Linked DNA regions of Homo sapiens: region 2 is linked to region 1. A link is a contact called in ENCODE Hi-C data. All regions are on one chromosome and are shown on one strand. The core of a region is the stretch at or near the end of the contact, and the rest is flanking DNA. Distances in the headings are between cores, read along the strand shown.

Evidence for each region. A loop is a pair of places that touch in the nucleus more often than their neighbours do. Pooled maps may share reads with other maps.
Region 2: a loop to region 1 is called in a map with no recorded cell type, with 2.7 times the contacts of the local background. The contact joins the enhancer-like site here to the promoter of SLC39A6 in region 1. A Hi-C loop is called at or near these places in 3 of 37 single-sample maps with no recorded cell type and 4 of 50 pooled maps.

Annotation. Positions count from the first base shown.
Region 1 is chr18:36,123,843-36,130,589 of GRCh38, forward strand. It overlaps SLC39A6 (solute carrier family 39 member 6), which reads right to left and starts at 5,498. Exons shown (of 10, transcript NM_012319.4): 1 at 5,272-5,498; 2 at 2,377-3,174; 3 at 678-858. The coding sequence starts at 3,165. ELP2 (elongator acetyltransferase complex subunit 2) reads left to right here and starts at 6,057. Exons shown (of 22, transcript NM_018255.4): 1 at 6,057-6,229. The coding sequence starts at 6,092. RefSeq lists enhancers at 5,296-5,801, 5,424-5,718, 5,749-5,938, 5,802-6,307, 6,099-6,308.
Region 2 is chr18:36,623,332-36,630,940 of GRCh38, forward strand. FHOD3 (formin homology 2 domain containing 3) reads left to right here. Exons shown (of 29, transcript NM_001281740.3): 10 at 2,180-2,418. Among named protein-coding and RNA genes, the nearest start is that of TPGS2, 200 kb to the right of the region's middle. Within about 2 kb of position 6,085, at least 3 of the 41 ENCODE cell types and tissues checked have a DNase peak (open chromatin) inside an H3K27ac peak, as active enhancers do.

The sequences.
Region 1 (6,747 bases), core at 4,248-6,747:
GCTCAAATGAACAACCTGACTGGTACTTAAGAACTCTCCAGGTAAGGAGCATAGCTCTAATGGGAAATTCTTCAGGTCGGGGTGAAAGAGGAAAAAAAAATGGTTACCAAGGATGAACTGTAGCTCACTTAGGAACTGAGCTTTCAGACTCCCATAAGAGCTAAATGATAAAAGAATTTTTTTTTTTTAAGAAAAAAGGAAAAGAAAGAAAAGAAGAGGAAGAAACCAGGAATTCAATAATGTCCTCAGAAAACAAAGCAGTGATTCCTTCCTCATTACTTTTGAGCAATGAGACCCTACGCTATAGCAGAGCCTATCCTAGCTTCACTTATCAATAAGAATGCATCAGTATTAGGTTTCTAAGCAGCATAAATGAACCCAAGACCTCTTCCCAAGCAGTGTGACATGATATAAAAATCCCAAATTTCAGGTGATCCTGACACCTTCTTGTAGGATGAACCCAGAGAAGTCATAATTGAAATTTTATTTTCTGGGATTTTTTTTTAAAGGGCAGGGCTAACACCCTTCCTTGCTTTCTTCACATTCAAGGCAAAGAACAACTAAGATGACATATTCAGAATTGTACTGGAAAACAAATAGGCTGATGCAAATCTAAGGAAAAGCACAATATAAATGAATCTACTGAAATTGTTTTTACATAAAAAAGGCAATTTTACCTATTTGTAATGAATAGGTCTTTGGAGGGATTTCAGCCTTCTTTTCACTTGTATGAATCAGACAAGATCTAGCATCAATTTGGTTGATGATGGCTGGACAGAGATAGTTGAACTCTGTTGCATTCAGCGGAACCTGGATGCCCATGCCATGAGATGTCAGTAGCTTTGATGCATTGAAACACTGAAAGAAACAAAGCAGTGAAAATCACCAAAAGCCATCCCCATTAGAGTAGTCTGATGACACAATACCCTTTTTTACTAATGCTACTTCGTTTTCTCGAGTTAATGAAAATTAAAATCAACTTCTGTTTTGAGCACTTTGGAACTTGCCTCCAGCTACCTGGCGATACTATGTCACCACAGTGGTATCCCACCTCTTCTACCTCATCAGAGAAGCAGTACATCACGAGTCACCTAGGGAGAAAGCCTCAGGTGGAACAAGCATGAGGATAAATGGAGATTCACAAGCCTGTTAACTCACTGTATAAACGTATTAAGGAAATGAGCTTTAATTTCAAAATGGGGCTCATCAGAGATTGAGAAATATGTTGCTTCAGTACTAACGCTATCCTACTTGGCCTAAACAAGTCCAAGACATGCCTCTCTTCTAGTAATGACTCTACTTGCAAAAACTCAGTTCTGTCTACATACCTGGCAAAGTAATGCTCTGCAATGAGAGGATATTAAATTATGCAGATTATTCTTGTGGAGGGCAAGGCTGGTTAATAAAACAAACCTGTACCGGCAGGCAGATGTTTTCAACTATTTAATTAGATGACAAACTTAGTTTGAAGATACTCCTCTGTGCAATCTCTCCCCCAGCCAAAAAAGAAAAAAAAAAAAAAACAACAAAAAAACCCCAAACTGGCTTTAGTACCAGTTTCTCATCTTCTGTAAAGACATTTTCAACTCCCACCACAATTCTCAGTTGGTACAACTCAGAGCAAACTTTATCACCAGGGCTGCTATGGCTATGGCCACTACTAGGATTAGTCCAGAATTAGTACAGTCACATGCTGGTTTGAATGAAGTACTAAAGTTTTGCTTATTAAACTGTATCAACTAATTCCTTGTTCCTTTTTTTTTTGACATAATTCCCTGTTCTTGACATCTCTCAGCCAAGGTGAATTACGTACAGTCTGGAAGTCTACTCTAGAAAAACCACATGAACTCAGAACCTCACTGTCCCAACTTTTCCCTTGTCCAGCATGACATTCATGGAAACTGCTCCAATTTCAATCATTCCTCAAGTCATGGTGGACCTTCTGTCAAGGAGGCAGCAGTGGTATTCTCAGTAGTCTTCAGCCCCTTCAGTCACACCTTTCCCTACAATATGGATTCTAACTCCTGCTTTCAACCCCTCATTTTCTATTTTTTATTAATAATGTTCACCTTTATAGACTTTCTCTAAAGATAGCCTTGATATCTTTCTCTACATATTTTATATTCTGTATTAGAAAAAATTGTAGGAGGCAGCACTACGCTCACCAAAAGAACTGTTCCCTAAGTTCTGAATTGGGAATGTTTACAACATAGCAGGCATGCTTTGTGGCAAGTGCCTTGCTGAGAAGGTGGAAATTCCCTTTTCAATAACTTCAACATTTTACTTTTACTTTAAACTCCTCATAACTAGAGATAGAGTAGCAGAGACAGGACAGACACACAGGTATATTAAAATAATGAACAGCACTCATCTTACCTCCTGAGGATTTTCATTTGTGTTTCTGGAATACATAAAGCCTTTTCGGGGCTCACTCACAGATTCATTTGTTTTCCTACCAGCCAGCCGGCTCACCCGGCTCTTTGATGTGACACTGGGTGGAGTGGAGCTGCTTACATCTTTGGGGAAGAGTTTTCCAGGTCTTGGAGTCTCTATTGTCTCTAGAAAGTGAGTTCCTTCAGAGACAGTGTTGTACACAGTTGAGGTCACTTCACTAGCACTAACACTGTCCTTGACATTCCTTCTACCACTGGCATGTTCTGGTCGGTGAGCTCCTTTCCCCTGGCTGTTTCTAGGATCTTTACCTGAACTATCTGAGTCATGGTCTGGGCAAAGAGCTTTTCGCTTATTTTTACCAGAAGCAGCATGATTATGGTGAGAGTGATGATCATGGTCAGAGTGATGCTCGTGCTCTGAGTGATGCTCATGGTCTGAGTGACGCTCATGGTCTGAGTGATGCTCGTGGTCTGAGTGATGGTCGTGGTCATGGTGTATATGGATTCTTTTAATCTTATCTATGCCTATATTTTGAAGTAATTTTCTGAACCCTTCAACTGACAAAGAATTATTTTCTCCATAGCGGTAGAAAAGCTGTTGTAGATGATATTGCCGTGTGGAAATTGCCAAGTCAACATTAATGCCAGATTCCCAATTCGGACTAATTTTCTCAGTGGTCTGGGGGAAAGCAGCTGCTTTTAGTTCATGAAGGGGATTTGTGACAGAGAGGGCAAAGGTCAGGATCAAGATTACAGATAACTTCCTCGCCATTGCGCCTTCCTAGAAAAGACAGGAAAAAAAAATTCTTGACTCACTTCTAAAACAAATTGAATTAAGAAACCTCATACTGAAAATTAATGTGTAATCAAATAATCAAAGTTGCCAGAGCATCATGTGGTGTGACCAGTGTGACGCTAGGTACTGTGAAGATGGAAAGAACTAGAGTCCTAGGCTCTACCCTTGCATTCCTAAAACACATGAAACAACTGGAGAAGAGCTGAGTGCTAAGAGACTGCCATTAGCACTGTAAAAGCAATAGTAATTCAGAGACAAGGGAGATCCATGTGGCCACAGCCATCAACTGCTTACTGAAGTTGAGAATTTATTTGAACGATTATTTGAATCATTGAGGCCAATGATTCATAATTAAATCTAGGCTGGGTGTGGTGGCTCATGCCTATAATCCCAGCACTTTGGGAGGCTGAGGCAGGCAGATCACCTGAGGCCAGGAGTTTGTGACCAGCCTGGGCAACATTGTGAAACCCTGTCTCAAAAAAAAAAAAGAACGAAATGAAATCTAGCTACCTTGATCATCACCATCATTTCATAAAATAACCTTCAAACACCAAAAAATAGAAATAATAATCTCAGAATTCACATATTTAAAAAATTTTAAACTAATACACTCTCCTTACATACAAGCCCATTTAAGACCCCTTTCCCCAATCACAATCCTCAAAGGTGCTCAATTTTGCCAGTGTATCCCTCAGGATATTTTCTATGCATACTCAAATACATGTATACTTAATTTTTTTTTTAAAGTTTTTTTTTTTTTTTTCTAGAGACGAGGTCTCACTATGTTGTCCGGGTTGGTCTTGAACTCCTGGCCTCAAGAGATCCTCCACCTCCAATTCCCAAAGTGCTGGGATTACAGGCGTGACCACTACGCCCAGCCTCAAATAAGTGTATACTTTAAATACACATTGAATCTTTTTTCCGACTTGACAATGAATCAGACACATTATGTCCATACATAGAATTCTTAAAGTAAACTGAACTTCATGAAAAACTCACTGTAGCATCCTTGTGTTACTACAAACCAGTCAACATTTAATCACAGGCTGTTAATCATCCACAGTAGTGTTTGGAACCAAAGGCCTGTGCCCCAAAGAGGAGGAAGCAATTGAGTTGGAGCTTGAAAAGCAGAATTCAGTTAAGCAGAGCCAGAATTCAGTTAATTCAGATCCAGCAGGATGTCCAGCACCAACGGTGGAGGTGATGGTGGTCAAACTCACATCTCCAGCAAAAGACGCAGACGTCAAGTTTACAACTAAGCAAGAGCATGGGGCTATCCAGCTCTACCACGGTCAGCTGTTCTTTGGACAGGGCTCTCGCATTCATTACCTTATCTAAAATACCGGTAAAACCTATTTTGCAAGGCGAAGGAGGAAAACACATGAAGGAATGTATATTACAAGTACTCGTTAAACTCATGTGTTGCACAAGTGCGAGGTATCATACAGGGAACAGTGGGAAATGGAGGTACGGCGTAGAACGAGGCTCCTGAAAGAGGAATCTTTGGGGCTTGAAGTTTCGGGAATTCTTTTACTAGGTAAAAGATAAACATTTAGAAATCATTCCCAGGAGAGAGGCGAGGAGCGGGGTGGGAGGGGACTAGCACAGGGGACAGCTCCGAGCCTTTCTCCAGGGAGGATGCTGAGCGCGGTCGTGGACCCGTTGAAGGATCTCCTTTCCTGCAAGTTGGTGTGTGCTGGAGGAAAAAGGAAAGCAGAAGGGAAGGGCCTTAGAGAAAAAGGCGAGTACAGAAAACGGAAAAGAGGGCACAAAGCTCTCTTCTAAAAGCTTTTTATTTCTAAACACGTCAGTCCCTTCTTCGAATATGGGATGAAAAGTACGGATCTTTTCCTCAAAAAATCCTCCGTTGCACCCCGAAGCCCATCTGAGCACCTTAAGAAGTCCGGCTCTCTAGGGTGAGTGGGCGCCTGCGGCGGGCTCCCCCCAGCATCCTCTTTCTGTAGCCCCCCTGCCCGGTCCGCAGGATCCGGTTCTCCGCAGAACCACCCCTACCCCGCCACGCCTGTCTGGCCTGAGGAGCTCCCCTCCCAGCCGCCCTGCTCCCGGACCTGAAAGACTCACGTCTCCGCGGCCTCGTTGTCCCACGGCCCGGCCACGCGCGCAGGTTTGGTTCCACACGGGCGGTCCAGAGGGCTCGGAACGGGCCCACTGGTGTCTTCGAGAAATCTCTACCAGGCGCGAACACGCGGTGGTTTCATTGGGTTGGCTGCCCCTCGGTCCGGGGGCAGCGCCGCGCAGCCACCCGGCAGCCGCGCCCCTAGCCTTCGCGAAGCTGGAAGACAATCACTAATTACCGCCGCGCGCAGCGCCGCGGGGAACCACCGCCCCCTTCGCCCAGGACTGCAGGGCATGCGCAGTGCGACCCCGGAACCCGGCTCCGCAGACGGATCCGCTTTTCCGTGTGTTCGCCGACGCCGCGGGGGCGTGGCGCGGCCCTAGCGCATTGTAAGCAGTTGGGGGTCATTTCCTCGAGGCCCTACTCGCTAGCCAGCGCCCCCGGGGCCAGCCCTGGCTGCTGCTGGGAGCCGGGTCGTAAGGGGCAGCGAGATGTTTCTGACGCTGCCCCAGGCACATGAGCCCCGGGTCCTTCGGGAGGGTCCCGAGCCACTCGGGTCGGATTTCGCTCTTGAGACAAAGGCCTGGCTCGTTCGCGGAGCGGGGCCACGGTCCAAGAGCAGAGCTAGCAAAGCGGCGGCCTTGCACAGGGGTTCCAGCCTGCGGTGGGAACGGAGAGTCTCAGGGGGGCGGGGCTGCCTCCGTCTGGCCCTCGGCTGGCTGCGAAACGTGGACTGGGTGATGCCTCAGGAGAAACCACCCTAGTAGTTCCGCTCCGAGGGCGGAAGTGCGCGTCTCTTGTTTGTGCGGCTGACCAGTTGGCGACATGGTGGCACCCGTGCTGGAGACTTCTCACGTGTTTTGCTGCCCAAACCGGGTGCGGGGAGTCCTGAACTGGAGCTCTGGGCCCAGAGGACTTCTGGCCTTTGGCACGTCCTGCTCCGTGGTGCTCTATGACCCCCTGGTAAGAGAGGTCGCTGGACGGCCGACCCTTGTGCTTTTCGGGTTGAACCTGTGGACGTGCTCCGGGCGCGCTGTTAGTTGCCGCCCCAGACCTAGGAGGCGAGTCGGGTCGGCTCAGGGGAGCGGGGTTTGGGCTCGGAGTCTCCAGTGGACCTGCCGGACTCGCTCCTCACCCCTCACCCTTTGCCGTCTCACGCGTGGCGTCATCCTAGGGTCATTGCTGCCCATGAGCTGCTAGTAACCTGTTAGTCCCACGCAGAAACCCGAATGATAAGCATCTTACCTGAAGCCTTCCTTGGGAACTGTAGTACCGTTAATCAATTTGGGTTTTAAAACAATTGAAATTTATATGTAGATTAAAACCATCATCCCACAGGTGCAATCTCATTTCAGTATTTCCTTCAGTTTTGGTTAATGAACTTTTGTTGTATTGAATTTCAAGGAAATGTTACCTGTGTTTTAGCTACGGGAATGGACATTTTAGAGAAAGTGTCAGTTTGGGGGAAAGGTCATAGGGGA
Region 2 (7,609 bases), core at 4,835-7,334, 500 kb after region 1:
TGCTTAATAAGAAGCAGAATCAACACATCAGGTCAGAATAAGTTCAAATGGTCTAGAATTTTTATTTATAGAAATGAAAAAAACATTGGCTAGAAACACTTAAAAATGCTGTCCTTTGTTAGGTATGTGGTTGTTCTCAAACTTTTCCCCACAGAATGTCATTTAAAGTTTTAAAGTTGAGATGACATATGTGCTTAACTAAATGCTTAATTTCTTTTTAGTTCTTGCAGTTACAATGCAGAAGGATACTCCTAGGAAATAGAATTCCCAATGAGATTTTGTAAAGATAGAGCTTTTATCAATTCTTGCCTCAAACCTCCCAAAATTATGTTTGGTGAATTCTAGGGGAGTAAAACAGTCAAAAGTCTGTTAAATTATCGTCACCTATGGGAGTTTGTTATAAGATGTATCTGGCATGTAGATGGAAGAGATTTTGTGAAAGCTTGAGCTGGTGGAAACAGGGTAGGGCAGATAAGGGTGGATACACTCCTGGTAAACGGTTTGTGTATCTCAGGTGCTGATATGTCCCTGTGAACTGAGATGACAGTGGCTAACCTGGCCTTGCCTCAGCCGAGCTCACATGAGGGCAGCTGATTTTGCAATAGCTAGGTTTTCTGCACATAGGTGATGTTAAAGCCATATACTGTGGTTAGCTATCTGAGTCTTTATATTCTCCATTCTCTCACATGGAAGGACTGGGTTGTGAAATGTGACTAAGAACACCCACAAGGCTGGAGAACTTGCATGTTTGGGGACTTGGAACTGTGTTATTCCATGGTTGCGAAGTCAGAAGTTCTGTGTGATTAAGGAATTTATGGGCATCTTAGGTCACTTCCTGTGAGAGAATGGATAGGGGAAGGCAGTCATATTCATTGAGTACCACAGAGAAGGCCCTACCCTAGATGCTTTACACAAGTTACCTTTACATAAGTGATTCTCATCACAAACCTGCAAGGGCAATTCTATTACCTTCATTTGGTGAGCCAGAGAGGGTACAAGTAATTTATGACAGGGCACACCTGGTTCATTAGTGGCACAGCCAGCATGCACACCAAGGTCTAGTTGACACCAAAACTTGTATTCTTTCTGCTGTCCAGTTTTAGAGAATGTAGGCGTAGGCATAACAATTAGAGGCCAGAGATAGAGTCCCTGGCTACGAAGAGTCATCATGGATAAGGAGCAGAGCTGGGTGCTAGAAGAGAGGTGGAGGAGAGTTACTCAGAAGGACAGTTAGTTTTAATGGGAGGTGAGAAAGCCATGAAGTAAGATCCAGGACAGAGTGAGATTAAGAGATGGAAAAGCTGGTCTTCTGCAGAGGGCGCCACCTAGACACAGGGCTAAAAATATCCCTTGGAGAAAGGCAAAGGGTAAGAAAGAGTATGGGACCAGTTGGCTCACATTTCCCCATGTAAGCCGGAGTGGCAAAGTGCAAGCCAGTTATTTTTCTGCACAAATATGCGTCACTCTTAGGAAACTTTAAAACAAATCTTAATTCTAGGAGTTGTCTTTTTGTGTTGTGTATCTTTGTGACTTGTGTTTGCAAGCTTCTGGTAAAACTACAGGCTCCACTCCAAATCCTGAACCAGGCTGCTGTGATAGCCTGATAGTGCAGCAGCTGTCAGCCAAGATTTTGAAATTAAACAGTACCTGCTGTGGCACTAGTCCTCTTAGAAAGATTTATGGGTGAGGCCAGTTCCCATTCACCTGGATCTTGTGGCTCTGGCCACTTCTGAGCACCCTCTTTGGGAAAGCGAGCTCAAGACTGATAGGGAACCGGCCACCACTAGGCTTCAGGAGAGATTCAGGCTCATGGAGCAGAAAAGAGACACGGGTGGGCAAGGAGATGGTGAAGGCCCGGGAAATGGAAATGCTGGGGTACAGAGTTAGTTAGGTCCTATCCGATTACAAAAATATTTCTCAGACTCACTGGTCATATTGGCTGCCCGCTTCGTGTCTGTTTGATGGGAAGAACCTACAGTGGCAGGCATCTTCCAGTGCCCAGGCTGTGTTTGGCTTGGACACATGTGGTTGTGAAGACCTGGCAGGGAAGCTGAGGCGTGCAGTTTGCGAAGACAGAGTTAAAAATCCCTATTAGGGCAATCCTGAAATGCAGTCACACCTGAGGTCTGTGAAAGGATGCCAAGCCTGACCTTGCACTGGGCGTGCTCTGCTTTTCCAGGTGGCGCTCAGGCACGAGGATGGCGATGAGACCACGGAGCCACCCCCCAGTGGGTGCCGGGACCGGAGGAGGGCCAGCGTGTGTTCCAGTGGCGGAGGCGAGCACCGGGGCCTGGACCGCAGAAGGAGCCGCAGGCACTCGGTGCAGAGCATCAAGAGCACCCTGTCGGCCCCCACCAGTCCCTGCTCCCAGTCAGCTCCCAGCTTCAAGCCCAACCAAGTGCGAGATCTGCGTGAAAAGTAAGCATTAACTTGGCAGTGGAGAGGGGTGCAAGGATGCCATCCAAAAGAGAGCCCACAGGTGCCTGCCACTCTCCCCTCCCTGCTGGCCACTTTGTCCCCCACCCAGCATTGCTCCCTACCTCTTCTTGACCATTAAACCACCAGCCAAACATCTCGGTGGATTTCCCACACAGGGTGGCCCCTGGCGACTTTTACAGACTTCATCTTACTAATCCCAGGAACTGTTTTTCAGCTACCTGTTTTTAAAAAATATTATTTACTATCTCAGTTAATATCTGTTCAGAAAAGCTGTGTTTTATCAAATGGAAAAGACTTCAAAACACAAAACTTTGGCCTAGAAATAACCACTGTAGGAATGTGGGGTTGGAAGAGTCTCGCGATACTCCTGACAATACAGGGATATCTCTGGGTTGGTTTAAGTTAAACAGAAAAAACCCATATGAGTTTCCAAATAGCTGTCTCTATATATTTCAGTACACACTAATTCCATCATTTAGTCTGAAACATTTTTATTGAGTGTCTGTTAGAGGCCAGGACTACTTGAAGCCATGAAGATACATAAATAGAAAGGTATGATCTCTGTCCCTTTGAGCCTCACGTTTGGGCTGGGAGGAAGACCGAGAATGGTAGATAGAAAAAAATGGAATGATTGGCAATCCTATGAGATATTATATGTATTTAAAGTATAAAGTTTGACAAAATCTGCCAAACCCAGAGTGGTTCTATAGTATAGAGGTACAACAAAAGGCTGGCCATGCCTGCTCCAGAGTCTGGGTCCAGTTGTATCTTCCCAAATGGATGCTCTGAGGTCACTGGGATGAGGGACTTTAGGCTCCAGTCTCTGCCACCCAAATCCACAGGGGCTGACTAACACATTCCCATCCTGCTGCTGATAGTCTGGAAGCAGGAAGTGCTCATATCACTTGGCTGGATCATCCTCCCTCATCATAGAGATCCTCCTGGGAGTCAAATTTAGGTCACCAGGCTACATTATGAGGAAGAAAATCACTCAGAATAAGTTGGATGACCTTAAGAAAGAGTGATCAAGATATATCCCTCCTCTCCATCTCTAAGGGAATACCCCACCAGCACCAAGAGGTGCCCCAAACAATCTGATACCCATGGAATCATTTGAGCAGGACCCAGGCCATGCCTTCAGATACCTGTTATCCCAGGAGGAGGAGGGACTGGTTTGAGATAGATGTGCAACCATGGTCTATGTTGACACCCCTCTTCTACCTCATAACCCCAGATGCCCTCTCTCTACAGGCTTTTATGTTTCTGAGAGTCTGTGTACAGCTCTATTTTAGTGAAAAGAAGACCTAAACTTCTAAACATATTAAGGAAAGAGAACCTTTACCATGAGCATTGCATTTTGTGATCTAGAATCTTAAAGAAACTCAGCCAATTCTCAAAGAAAAAGCCCTCGAAGCTCTCTTCCAGCTGGCTTGAGAAGTTAACATGAAGAGAATTGAGGAAATTGTACACAATCCTCTGAAAAAGGCCTGTATATAAAGCCACCGAAGATGCTGAGGGTAGGAGTTAGGTGGACCTTGTCAGTAGTACTTGGTGTTCTCCTGCTTCATCATGTTTGTTCCTTGTCTGTTTCTTGCTGTTACACTTTTCGAGGATTCCTGTGTTGTGAGTTCAGGTGACAATGCTTTGCAATAGGCTGGTAAGGATGATGATACGGAAGTGGACCATCCTGGGCACGGTTCACAGTCTTGAAGTGCTGGGCTCGGTAGGATCTGAAACAGGAGGCCAGAGATGCCACTCTGAATGCTGTTTGCTTCATTCTTTTTGGAATTTCACTTTACTGGAATTATTACTTCAACATTAATTTAGTAGCATTTGAGCAAAATATACTTTGCAGCTTGTAAAGATAGGTGATGTTTTATCTATCTAGATTGATGATTATGAAGTGACTTCATTTACGAAGCCTGTTGGAGGGATTTTGCCTGTGGCCCCAAAGTGACGGCATGATTTTGATGAGGTGGGAGTGCGATAGTGGGAATGCAGTGGTGAAATGCTGATTGGGAAATGATTTCTTCCTGCATAGCTTAGTCACCTGCTCAACATCTGTGCCTCAAACAGTACCTCAGAGTCAAGTGGCTCATTGTGTTCTGTCCCCTGCAGACCTTGAAAGACACAGAAGCTGCCTCATGTACATATATGCACATTGCTCTTCATCCCTGCAAACGCCCTGGCCGCACCTAACGCTAGCTTATAGCAACATGCCTTCAGATGCCACATATGAAGGATTTGGGGCTAGATTTTATAACTCAGTCACCCAAGTGATGCCAACTTTTGTAAAGAAGGGAGAAATATGTTTTAGAAAGGGGTTCATATTGTTCTAAAAAAATATAGGGCAGTCTCCACTCAGATGGTCCTTTTGCATCATTTGAATTTAACTCTCACGATCATCCTCTGTAAGATTCAGACAGGACAGGTTTTATTAACCTCATTGTACAAGTGAGAAAACAGATGGGGCTAAGTGCCTATTCCAAATCACAGGACTAAGGGCTATGACCAAGGGCTGGGCCCTTGGCTCTTAATATCCAAAGTATACAGACTCCTTCCCAGTCAACCACATCCCAGCCAACCACTCCTAAACATATTCTTCAAGCGAGATGATTAGAGAGACAATTTGATTTACATTCCTTGTAGGTATTTTTTTGTTTGAGGTAAATACAAAAATTCAAAGACTTGGAGAGAAATGCTTAGTCTCCCTGTAGACTTAAGCCAGCTATGTGCTTTAATTCTAATAAAGACTAATAAGAGCTTGAACTCAGATTTGTTTGCTTTGGTTTCTTAGGAAATACAACTCTACACTGAGCATTTGCCCAGTAAGGTACAAGTTTATTGGTCATTGGTCAACTAAAAGCATCTTTATGGGACCATGTGTGTCATAATGAGTTTCATCTTTGCACTTAAAGTTTACAAATTTCATTGGAAGGGGAAAAAATCTTAGTGCTAGAAAGTTCTTAAAATTTAGCCCAAAGCAGGAGCCCTTTCTGTCAAGTTCCCAAGAGATGGGGTACACTTCCAGGCATGGGTGCTCTTTCTCCTGAGGTACCCCATCTGCCCTTGAACTATTCTGTTTATCCTGGTTCTTCCTCTGTTGACAAAAACAGGGCTGCTTCCTGCTCTGTGTGTCAGTCCTTCTGATACCAAACACTGCATGGGACTTAACACGTGAACTTTCAGTTTCATCCTGCTGATTTCCACACAACATTCCAAACTATAGAAGTAATTTTGAACTTCATTTAGTCACTAATGTTAACAGTTGTGCCATGCAGCTTTCAGTCATGTGTATATTTTAATATACGTGGAAGAGTGACCTGGCAGATAGTGGATGTTGACAACTGGTTAGGGAGTGGAGGGTCCAGACTAGTGCCACGTGCCTCAGCAGCAGGGTCTGCAAACTTTCTCTGTCAAGGGCCAAGTAACATGTTAAACTTGGAGTACCAGACGGTCTCTATTGCAACTACTCAACTGAATTCTGCCTTTGTAGCACGTCAACAGCCATCAGCCACTGGTACTGGCATGAGCATGGCTGCATTCCAGTGACATTTTATTTATAGACACTGAGATTTGAATTTTACATGTCATGAAATATTATTCTTTTGATTTTTTTTCAACCATTAAAAATGTGAAAACCACTCTTAGCTCACAGGCCGTATAAAAACAGGTGGTAGGCCAGATGTAGCCCACAGGCTGTAGTTTGCCAACCCCTGTCCCAAGGGTCTGGGTTTCTTGAGGGAGGTTGGGGGAAATTGGCAAAGGAGAGTATGTGGCATATGAGAGAAGAATCCACTGTGTTATGTGTGAGGGCTATGGGGAACAGTATTCTTAGATTTGGTGTTAGAGCAAGGAAGTCAAAGGAATATTCCATGAAGAGATAGAGACTATAGGGGACTTTGCTGATGGCTGATCATGAGTTCCCAGGGCACAGAGGAAGATTGAGGGGTCGGAGAAGGGCAAGAGATAAGCCAGATTGAGGGACACATGGAGAGGGAGGGGACTATGTGATGAGTCCAGGGAAGATTGGACTGTGCAGGCCGGGATTGGTCCCAGTGGTCCCTTCGGGCAGTGGTTCTTGACCGGGGTGATTTTGCCACCTAGGAGACATCTGGACACATTTTTGGTTGTTATAACTGGGACGGGGTGGTGCTGCTGGCATCTAGTGGGTGGAGTCCAGGAATGCTGTTCTACTTAGTGCAGGATAGCCCCCTGCCAAACAAATAATTATCTGTTTTAAAATGTCAGTAGTGTTGAATCTGAGAAATTCTGCCTTAGGGGAAGGCAGATCGTTGGTTATGTAATCCACATGATGCTGAGATAGAGAGTGTTTTGGCTATTGGAAAGGGTAGTTTTCTTAGAAGCATTTGGAACTCTGTGCACCTACCTTAAATATTCATGTGCATGGGTCAAAATTGACTCTTTTTCAGAGAATATAATCAGCTAAAACACAGATCTATAGAATATATTTCTAGTTTAAAAAAATCCATTGGCATTTTACAAACAAATGTCATGGAAACAGATTCCTTAAATGAGATATGAATTGTCTTTCACAGCTGACTGGTTACTCTGGGCTACTACATGGTTTACAGTAGAGTCTTTTTTTTGATTTTAAGTCCGTTTAGCAAAGTTTCACGCTTCAAATTCTCAGGAAATATGCTTGAACACTTTTAGGGGACCAAGCCTTGACTTAATCTCATGCTACTCTCAGTAACTGAAATGCCAACAAATCCAATTCTAATCGGCTTCATACACATCCATCACTCCAAAAAATTGACATAATGGAATGTGACACCAGCATAAAACAAGTTGGCAAGAGAGAACAATGATTATATAAGAGAGGTGTGACAGTCTACATCCAGGCTTCACGAACCTGTTCAGAGGAAGAGGAACCTGGCACAGTCTCACCAGAAATGTTCAAGTGGAGCTGAGGAATCTGCATTGAGAAGCAGCAGTGGGCAACTCTCCTCTTGGCTGCCGATACTTTCAACTGATGGTCAAGAAGGAAAAAAGTTACATATAAGAATTGCTAATTTTTTTCCATGTAAGTTACACTAGGGTTACAGAAAAATTGACTAATGTATGTTTCACAGAAGTCCTCATTCTAATAAATGCAAAGTGATAAGGATATATAAATGGGTCTTGTGGGAGTCAGGAGTTGTAGCCA